2 separate regions of the Mus musculus genome follow, and region 1 is linked to region 2. A link is a loop called in an ENCODE intact Hi-C map of the cell type or tissue named here. Cell type or tissue: left cerebral cortex. All regions are shown on one strand. Each heading gives the region's core, and the rest is flanking DNA. Links, peaks and the distances in the headings are about the cores only.

The links. Peaks named below come from ENCODE experiments on the same cell type or tissue, not always from the same donor. Only the 100,000 strongest peaks of a DNase experiment are listed, where the experiment ranks them.
Region 1: it touches region 2 in a loop (2.3-fold over the local background); 2 of 42 quality-filtered maps call a loop at or near these places.

Annotation. Positions count from the first base shown.
Region 1 is chr15:10,408,714-10,414,005 of GRCm38, reverse strand. It overlaps Agxt2 (alanine-glyoxylate aminotransferase 2), which reads right to left. Exons shown (of 14, transcript NM_001310735.1): 14 at 3,853-4,556. The coding sequence ends at 4,449. Among named protein-coding and RNA genes, the nearest start is that of Gm52213, 11 kb to the left of the region's middle. In left cerebral cortex, for the core only: no CTCF peak of the experiment used is centred there; a DNase peak (open chromatin) is centred at 2,921; H3K27ac peaks cover 2,500 bases.
Region 2 is chr15:10,458,816-10,464,107 of GRCm38, reverse strand. It overlaps Dnajc21 (DnaJ heat shock protein family (Hsp40) member C21), which reads left to right. Exons shown (of 12, transcript NM_030046.2): 2 at 128-221; 3 at 1,762-1,885; 4 at 2,110-2,232; 5 at 2,684-2,988; 6 at 4,002-4,153. Among named protein-coding and RNA genes, the nearest start is that of Dnajc21, 9.1 kb to the left of the region's middle. In left cerebral cortex, for the core only: no CTCF peak of the experiment used is centred there; a DNase peak (open chromatin) is centred at 2,919; H3K27ac peaks cover 1,188 bases.

The DNA of each region.
Region 1 (5,292 bases), core at 533-4,532, 50 kb after region 2:
GAAAGAAGTTTACTTGAGCTAAGTATTCATTCATTGTCTCCCCTTGAGGCTGTTTTAGTAGGAAGGAAAAAACAAACTTGCCAAGAATGTAGGCTCCTTGTCTTATGCAAGCTGGCTTATAGCCCACCTCCTGTGGGTAGAGCAGAAAATGGAAGGGAGAAAGATGGTGGTGTTAAGCGCCTGCCCACGACTCCAAATGGAACAAAGAAGGATGCCTTCCTGTTTAGAAGCCAGGAAAAGGCTATCCGGTGTCCCAATGCGCCAAATCATGCCCTTTCTACCTTCAGTTCTGTGATTCATGTTCATCTCTTTTCAAGAGTTACCGTCTCTCCTGGTCGTCTGGGAGTTGGGTAGAGCCATGCACCTTGGAAAGTGCAGAGATGGAGCTCAGCATCTCCCTACCTTTTGGAATTTTATTGTTGGCTTTTCGTCAGGATTCGAATGTTTCCTCTTCAGTGTGGCAGTGTTGGGAGGCCCAATGACAGATGTTGGATCATGAGGGTGAGACCCATGTAAAGAGATAACTTCTTTTATCTTATAAGTCCATTTTCTTGCCAGGCTTGAATAGTTAATTACTGCCCATGCATTTGTGACAAGGCAGGTTTGCCTCATCTCTTTTTCCTTTTGTACACACCACTTGTCTCCTTGCTCTACTGTGATCTGAAGCTGGCTTCATCACATGGCCTTGTGCTTTCAGCCTCAAATAGACCCCTTTTCTTTATAAATTATCTAGTTTCAAGTGCTCTAACAAAACAAAACAACAGAAAACCAGAGGCTACTGTAAGATGACTCCTCATTAGTGGACGTGGGAGATGAGCAGATTATACTGTGAGGTATATACATGTGAGGTATATACATGTGAGGTATATACATGTGAGGTATATACATGTGAGGTATATACATGTGAGGTATATACATGTGAGGTATATACATGTGAGGTATATACATGTGAGGTATATACATGTGAGGTATATACACGGCCCTGTAGGATTGAGAATGCACTCAGTTTTATTTCAGTGATTTGATCCCTCAGCTCCTCCTCCCAGAAAATGGAAGGGAGAAAAATCATGGATACTGTATATTATTCTGCAATCCCTAGGGACTACACCCTGAGTAAAAACAAAACAAAACAAAACAAAACAAAACAAAACAAAAAGGCTTTGTTTTTTATTACTGTTCTTGGCCTTAAATTGAATTCTGTTGTTTTATTTTTGTATTCTACTAAATACCTAAATGGCTGCTATACATTTTCTTTTCATTTGGAAAAGCACCGTTGGGAACAGGAAGGTTTTGAGGAATCAGTAAGAAACATTACTTTCTTGTCTGAAGTCTCTGACCCCATATTTTCCATTGAAAAAAGAAGAGAGGAAGAATATTCTTATGAACACAGATACCAAGTCAAGGTGCATAGTACAGTAAGAATGATGGAAATGTAGCAACCAGATGGCTTTGTGAAAAGTGTGTGGAAAGCCAAGTAGCAGGAGTTTGAACAACAGGAAGCTCTTGAGTGAGGGCCTTTGCTTTTCCTATGGAGAATAGACAGGAAAGGGTTTGGAAGTTTCAGCTAATCCCTCTAGCTGCACAGAGATTTGTCTCAGACACTACCAGTGATGCCCAACAACATTGAAAGATGAAAGACATGGCCTCTGCAGCTTCCAAAGGAAGAGCAAAGACCACTAGCCCACAACAACCAGCTCTACCAGAAAAGAGGTAGATTAAGTTGTTTAGCAAATATGATTGCCCAAATTAAGGCATTTTTGATATAAATAGGTTAGGTTGAAAATGTTATAATAGAGAAAGTATGATGAAATCTAATCAAACAAAAATCTAAAGTATAACTTGGAGAAAAAAATATCAAACACCAAGATTATAAACCTGAGACAAAGGGTTTATAATCAATAAATATGATTGAACATAAGGGAGGAATTTACATTTATAATATTCTCATGGCTTCCAAGCAAATGTATCCAGAAAACTGTGATCTTGGAGTTGGAGCTCAGAGAAAATCTGGGGATTTAAAAGTCATTGGTTTTGTTAGAGCACGTCAGTGTTTCAGAGGTGGATATGTTGCTTACAGACAGAGAACACAACATGACAGAAGAACAACTCAGGACTTCATCAAGTTGAAGTCGTTCTAGGAAAGAGACTGAGAAAGTCCTCTGAGGCAGAAGACCACATTTCAGAAGCCAAGAAGGATATGCAAGAAAGAGGAATTACTTAGGATAAACAAGCAGCAAAGGAGGCAGGATTGTCCATAAGGAGATCATCTGTGTGGTCCTTCACCTCCGTTCCCCAGATAGGGATTCTCCATGTAGGCCCGATGTCCTGGACCTCTTTCTATAGAGCAAGCTAGCTGGCCTCTAACTCACAGAGATGCACCAGTCTCTGCCTCCTGAGTGCTGGCATTAAAGGCATGTGCCCCCACCACTATCCAGCCTGTATGATGAGTGGGACTGGGACCCTGGTGGCTGGGCTGGGCTGGGAGGCAAGAAAACAAAGGGAACAAAGAAACTTCCTGGTGAAATGGTAGTTATGAAGGAAAGAAGGAAGACATCATTGGAAGGAAGGATTGTCTCTTGCAGGATTCATCAGTTTTCTGAGTTTTATATCACCGAATCCACTCCTAAGACAAGTACAAGAGGTAACAATGGCAAGTTAATACATTTAGCTAGCAAGAAGCTAGGGCTTAGAAAGGCTAAAATATTTGTTCAAGGTCATTTATAGCAAATTAAGCAGGAGAACCAAGTAGAGAATGGAAGGGCTGCTCTTAATTCAAAGGTCTTTCCATGGTGCCAAATTGAACATTTCTGGTAGCTGCTCTTCTAGGATCCTGGAGAGCATGGCATCCCACACTGAGGGAATTTGATTTGTCTGAGGGACACTGGGGAGAAGGTGGGAGGCTTTGCACAGGGAGTGCTATGTTTAAGTCAATCCCGGATGGAAACAAATCTGGTGGCAAGCTGTAGGATGTGTTAAAAAAGACATCACAGAAGGATAAGACAATCAGGACATGGCTTCAAGCTGGGGCATAGTTTTAAATAAATATATATATCTAATCACATGATTAAGTTAACTCTTCAGTTGCTTTTGGCTTTTGTTCCATAGAAGGTCTCGGTCAGTTTGCTAGTATTATTTTTAATAGGCTTTGTATATGCTAATGTTTTTAAAAAAGAATTCTTAAGCCAAACACATTTGTAAAACTATCTTCTGGGAACAGGATTTTAAAATTATTAATTTGGCTGGGTGTGTACAAGTGAGTGAGAGTGCCAGAGGTCAACCTGGGATGTCATTCCTCAGGGCTAGTCACCTTATTTTTTTAGGACAGGCCCTCTCGCTGTTCTGGGATTTGGTAATTGGGCTAGGTTGGCTGGCAAGTGAGGCCGAGGAATCCCCCAGTCTCAATCTATTCAGTGGTGGAACACAGGTGTCTACTACCATATGTGGGCAATCCAGCAGAAGTCACAAGTCACTGTATTTGTGAGACAAACATTTTACAGACTGTCCCCAACCTTGTTTGATCTATTTTTATGGATTCTCTGTAAGTAGTATATTTTTTCATTTATGGTAATTATATGAAGGTTACTGTTAAATACATTTCAGTGAGTATGTCAAATTAAAGAATATTGCCAGATCTTAGATACAGGTCAGGTAACACCTATATCAAAGAATATTTACGATTATACATAATAATGGCTAGAATTTTGGAAATTTTGTATGCATCTGCCATAGTAGAAGAAAAGGTTTCAATGAAGATGAGATGATGCTGACCACACTAGAAAAAAAAAAAAGATATTTTCTGCATTGTTTCCCAAATGCCTTGGGCTGCAATAACGGAAAATATTAAAAGTTGTAAGCATCACCATGAATTTATTATTTCATAAATCAAGAAACCCTGAGGTAGGGTGGCTCCAGGATTCATGGTCAGTGACTCATTGACATTACCAACCACTCAGCTTCCGACCACTTTCCAGATGTAGCATAGTGACTAGGCTTTATCTTCATGGCTTCCAGATGCCTGGTGTGAAGTGAGAAACCCCATCATTTTCCACACAATTTCCAGTGTGACAAGAGGCATTTGAGCTGAAGCCTGAAGAAATGTTTCTTCAGAGGTAGTGGCACAGAAAGAGTTTCCTTCACGACTCATGGGAGACACATATACTGTGTATTCAAACCAGTTGATATAATGGGAAATAACATTAGCCCAGACTAATCTACACAAACTGAGACTTACTCTGTGAGCCAGTGATAGATACTTCCCCTGAAGGATGGAATTCTCAGGAGAATGGGGGCTCCGTTGACAAATACGGTCAGTAGATAGATAGTCGGTCATGTCTTTTACAATTACTACAGAGGGCTGCAGTTTTTTAATCTAATGCTTGTGGTTTTTCAACATTCCTCAAGTTCATCTCTGTACACAGGTGAGACGTTCTTTAGGCTCATGGCTTTTCTTACTTAGCTCTTCTCTCCATGTGTTGAATTAAGGCAGCTCGAAATACTTCATATGCAAAATCTACTTCCATCTTCGTGACACACATCGGGGGCACAATTCGAAAAGTCTGAGGGGACAGAGGAAAACAGAGTTCAAATCATCAGAGAATCAAATGTGACTTCCAGGAAATGGGCTAAACCAGGAATCCCAAAACATGTTTTCACCATATTGCTGACATTTCACTCACTAGATTGGGCTCTGCCTTCTCCCTCCCAGGATCTTTCACCTTCTCCACACAAATTCTTATATCATCTTGCTTTGAATTTTTCTTTTCTTTTTTTTTTTAAATTAAATTTATTTATTTATTCATCCACGTTACAACCCAATACAGCCCTTCCTTTCTTCTGAGTACCCCCTCATATACGTCCTTCCCCTATTCCCCTTAGAAGGGGAACCCCCATCTGGGTGTCAACTTCCACCCTACCCCCAACCCCAACTCCACCCACATCCACACCCACACACACACCCCACACATCAAGTTGCTGCAGGACTAGGCATACCCTCTCTCACTGAAACCAGACAAGGCTGTCTATTTAGGGGTGCTAGCTCCACAGGCAGGCAGGTAGGTAGACAGTCCCTGCACCAGTTGTTTGGGGGACCCACATGAAGACCAAGCTGCTCATCTTCTACCTATGTGAAGAGGACCTATGACCAGCCTGTGCTCGCTCTTTGGTTGGTAGTTCAGTCTCTGGGATTCCCCAATGGTTCAGGTTAGTTGACTCTGCTGGTTTTCCTTTGGATCTGTCAATCTTTCTCCTAAGTCTTTCTTAAGACTCCCTGAGTTCCTTCTACTGTTTGTGGGT
Region 2 (5,292 bases), core at 852-4,851:
TTATCACCCTGCCATATGGGTTCCAGAATTGAGTTCAGGCTTGGGAACAAGCGCTCTTCCCCACTTAGCCATTTTGATGGCCTATGCATCTACTTTTTTCATGACTAAATTTCTGTGACTTTAACAGATAAAAATCTGGACAATGCCGCAGAAGCAGCTGAGCAGTTTAAATTAATCCAAGCTGCATATGACGTCTTAAGTGACCCTCAGGAAAGAGCGTGGTAAGTATTATGTTGCCACTTTTATCCGTGTTTAATTTGTTAGTAGGCATGGTCAATGTGAGGTCATTGGTTTCTTAACAGTTTACCACACTGAGTGGTTGGGAGTGCCCTGAAACATCTGTCACCTCTTGGTTATGTAAAGTGCAGTATGTGGGCAGGAAGGAACTAGGATGATTATTCCAACTGTCTGCTGTTATCCATGAAGCAAGTCTGCTGCTGTTACACAGCTCTAACTTAGATGCTGCAAGTGCTTTCTCTCTCGCTGAGCGGGTTCCTTTAGTGTATGTATGAAGAGTTCATTGTAACATAGGAAGGAAGTTTGGGTTTTGTAGTAATTCTTGTTTTAATTATTTTAATGTAAGAATTATACATTTCTATAGAGCACTTGAATAAATTCTACTGTGCAAATAGGTCCTTTTAACAAAGATGAGCTCCTAATACAGTTTAATTTTGTAACAAGAATCTGTATGTTTGAGGTTCTGAATTTTCGGCGTCTAGGTCCTGTTGCAGATGAATAGGTTTTGGACTCAGACTTAATAGTGAAAAATGCTGCTCCTAACAAGGTTCTGCCCTGAAAGTCATCTGCTTAGACTCTGGACAGCTTACTGATTCTCAAAAGAGAAAGGTTTAAAAGCAAGTTGTATACGAATTCTCTTAAACCTCCTAGAAGAGCTTAAACTTTTCTCTGACCAAGCATTTTGAAATTGTGAACTAAAGCCAGATGTGCCTCTTGTCTTTGCATGTGGCCCCTGTCCTCAAGAGTCACCTGGGCTACCTAGGGGGAGTTTCAAGCCACCTTGGGCTATATAGGGAGATCCTCTCTCCAAAAACCAAACAAAACCATTTTCCTTCCTTTACAGTGTTGGTATCCCATGTGGCTTCTTTTTACTTAGTCCTCCTCTCAGTCTTAGATTGTCTCATTTCCCCTTAAAGCTCCCGCCTGCTTGTTTCCCTGTTGCCTGGTACTTGTTACCATTTTGAGGTGAGGAGCCCATCCTTTGAAGTAGGAGTGACCTGACTTTGAATTCTGGTCTTGCTTCTTACAGACTCTATGATGATGAGCAACCAGTATTATCAAGCAAGGATGATAATAAATACTATTACAGACTTTTTATGAAGAACAAATTGTAGTGTCGGTGTGGGTGTGTCTCCTAGCTGTAGTTTATATAAATACAAATAAGTTTTTCCGGTAACTGATGGTAAATTCCATCTTTATGGACGATATTATGTTCAATACTGTACCACTTAGTAGTTCTCTTTCCTATGGATTTCAGCTTCCTGTTGAGGAAGTCTAGATTTCCTAGTTGATAGGGGCTACTATTATATATGGTATGAGAAATTGCAGGCATGATTTTAATCTCCAGTTCCTGAAAGACTTCCTGGTTTTTAAATTGTCAGCTTTCTTTAAAACCTTGAGGCTATGAGTTGCATGTGTGAGACATACTGCACTGTTGTGTCAGCTGATTGAGGAAGACAGGTCCAGTGTGACATTTTATATAATTGCATTTAATTGAGTCCCTTTCACTTCTGAATTTTTTAGGTACGATAACCACCGAGAGGCCTTACTTAAAGGAGGGCTCGATGGGGAATATCAAGATGACAGCTTAGATCTGCTTCATTATTTCACGGTTACCTGTTATTCTGGTTATGGGGACGATGAAAGGGTAAGATAGGAAAACTTCTACTTTCTCCTCAAGTGGTTAAGTACAACTCAAATGTGGGGCTGTCCTAAAATTGTATACAAAGTGAATGCACGTCTGTTTAAGCTGTGGGCACGTGTGGGTGAAGGGCACTCGAGGTAGTGAGAGCTGGCCCTTGTACTGCCTCAGCACTAAAGCCTGTTTTCTGTGGTTCACTGAGTTTCTGGCTTGGCTTTATTTTGTTTTAGGGGTTCTATGCAGTGTATCGTGTTGTCTTTGAGCTGATTGCAAAAGAAGAACTGGAGTGTATGTCAGAGGGAGATGTTGAGGATTTTCCAACCTTCGGCGACTCCCAGAGCGACTATGACACGGTGAAAGAAAAACTACCTTGCATCTCACTCTCCCGGGCTCTCTCCTGGGGTTTTCTAGATGTACAAGAAACCATCTTTTGTCTCCTGAGCTGGGTTTCACCCTCATTTTTGCCGGAGCTTGTACTGACTCTTGACTTGTTCTCTCTGTGGTTGTAGTAGTCTCTTTCTACAGTCTTTCTAGCCAGCGAGACTATTTTTCTTTTCTGAATCTGCCTAGGAGAATGAGTGTCTTTAAGAGAACTAACTGCCTTCTTGTCCAGTGATTGACGTTAGTGTCTGAGGGTCTAGAGTTGTGCTTTAGTGGTAGAACATTCACAGAGGCCCTGGGTTCAATTCCCAGCACTGCAAAAGCTAAAGAAACACACAACAGAAGGAATCTTAGATACATGAAAAGAAAGCTAGAAGATATTTTATTCCTTAATATTTTCTGCCTTTTTTTCTTTGACACTAGGTGGTCCACCCTTTCTACGCTCACTGGCAGAGTTTCTGCACACAAAAGAATTTTTCCTGGAAGGAAGAGTATGATACCCGGCAAGCCTCGAACCGCTGGGAAAAACGAGCCATGGAAAAAGAAAACAAAAAAATTCGAGACAGAGCAAGGAAAGAGAAAAATGAACTGGTGCGCCAGCTGGTAGCCTTCATTCGTAAACGAGATAAGAGAGTGCAGGCCCATCGGAAGCTTGTGGAGGAGCAGAACGCAGAGAAGGCGAGGAAGGCAGAGGAGATGAGGAGGCAGCAGAAGCTGAAGCAAGCCAAGTATGCAATCTGGAACTAGCTCCTCTCTGCTGATGTGGGTCTGTGTGGATGTCAGTAGGGTGGCCAGCATGGTAGAGTGTGTCCAAAGGGAGCCAGCACGAAGCTTCCATGTTAAGTTTGGTTATTATCCTGGCTTATAGTTTTTCTTTTTAAAAATCTGTGAATTCTAGCCTTGTTTCTCTACCTACATGTAACATCGAGGTTCTGTATGCATCCTTCCTTCAGAGCCTTTATCCTTGATCCTCTACTGCAGTGTGTTAGCAGCCGGTGCTGATGGAGTTCTTACTCTGGTGGACGTCTGTTCACATGCTTTTCTGCTTTCTCTTATAAGGAAATGAGGCCTGTAGCAGGCAGGTCGCACCGCACCTAGGAATGGAGTTTAAGAACTTTAACACAGAGCCCTGCTCTTTAAAAAAAAATATTTTGCCGGGTGTGGTGGCGCACGCCTTTGATCCCAGCACTTGGGAGGCAGAAGCAGGTGGATTTCTAAGTTCGAGGCCAGCTTGGTCTACAGAGCGAGTTTCAGGACAGCCAGGGCTACGCAGAGAAACCCTGTCTCAAAAAACCAAACCAAAACAAACCAAAACAAACCAAAACAAACCATCATTTTGTATGTGTGGGATACTTGTGTGGAGAGGGCAGCTTCCATGGACCAGTTCTTTCCTTCAGATGTGGGCTTCAGATTCTCAGGCCTGATAGCAAGTTTTTTTCCTGCTGAGCCATCTACCAACCTGCAGAGCCCTGCTATAGCTACTATGCAGTATCTTGTACTGCTCTTGGTACTTAACACTTAAAGTCACCTGAAGACTTTGCAGTCAAAGCTGCTGAAAGTTGTATTTCAAGTTCTATTACTTAGAACAGTTAAAACCAACTCAGTGCCAGTGACTTTGCACCAGTTGTAGCTGAGGATGGGTGATTGGTTTCCTCCCATTGGCAGCATCAGGGGCGTTCTCAATAGGGTTGGTTTTAGAGCTGTGCTTTCCAGTGGGATTGAGACTCTGCTGTGTGTCTAGGCTGGCAGAGCAGTACAGAGAGCAGAGCTGGATGACCATGGCCAATTTGGAGAAGGAGCTCCAGGAGATGGAAGCAAGGTACGAGAAGGAGTTTGGAGATGGATCAGATGAAAACGAAGTGGAGGATCAGGAGCCCAGAAACGGATTGGATGGTAATGTTTCTTGCTAGATTAAGTAAATTTGGACAATAAATCTTACTGTGTGTACTTAGATGCCCGCAGTGTGGCTCAAGAGTAAGAAACTAGAGAACAGAAGAGGAGATGAAAATCCAGAGAGCATCTGACTTGTACTTCACCGTACATGGCCACAGTCCTGTTTTCTAGACTGAACTAGAAATTGGGAGTTCTAATGGGCAATCAAAGAACATTTTGTTAAGCATTTTGTTTGCTGTTTGTTTTTCCAGATAGGTTTTTCTTGTATAGCCCTGGCTGTCCTGGAACTAGGTCCTCAGACCAGTTGGCCTCAGACTCAGGGATCTGCCTGTTTCTGCCTCTGGAGTCCTGGGATTAGAGGCGTGCACCGCCATGTCCTGCACACCTTAATATCTCTTTTAAGACAGTAGTTGTTGGGGGCTGGCAAGATGGCTCAGTGGGTAAGAGCACTGACTGCTCTTCTGAAGGTCCTGAGTTCAAATCCCAGCACCCACATGGTGGCTCACCACCACCCGTAATGAGATCTGATGCCCTCTTTTGGTACGACTGAAGTCAGCTACAGTGTACTTATGTATAATAAATAAATCTTAAAAAAAAAAAAAGACAGTAGTTGTTGCATAGGAGTGAGTGTGTCATATGTGCCATTCCTCCCACTTAGGGCTTCCGGAAGGTGCTTTACCTACATTGTCAGAGTGCAGACACTGAGTGTGTATGTGTTTAACACGTTAGGTTGAGGCCTTTGAGAACTGCTGACCAGGCCGGGCGTGGTGGCACACGCCTTTAATCCCAGCACTTGGGAGGCAGAGGCAGGCGGATTTCTGAGTTCGAGGCCAGCCTGGTCTACAGAGTGAGCTCCAGGACAGCCTGGGATACAGAGAACTGCTGACCAGTAATCCCGATTTTCTCATGATTACTAGCTCTTCCACCCACAACACTGATCTGAATAGAGTTCCTACTTCTACTTATTTATAAACTGTAGATTTTCTGACAAGTAACTCAGATGACATCTTTTTTTCCAAAATGGTTTGAGTATAAATGGTTTATTAATGAGTCAAGTAGTATGTACTTTGAAAAGTATACAGCACTGTATAAATGTGAAATGATCTAATTTAATTACATTTCTATAATTTATGAAGTCC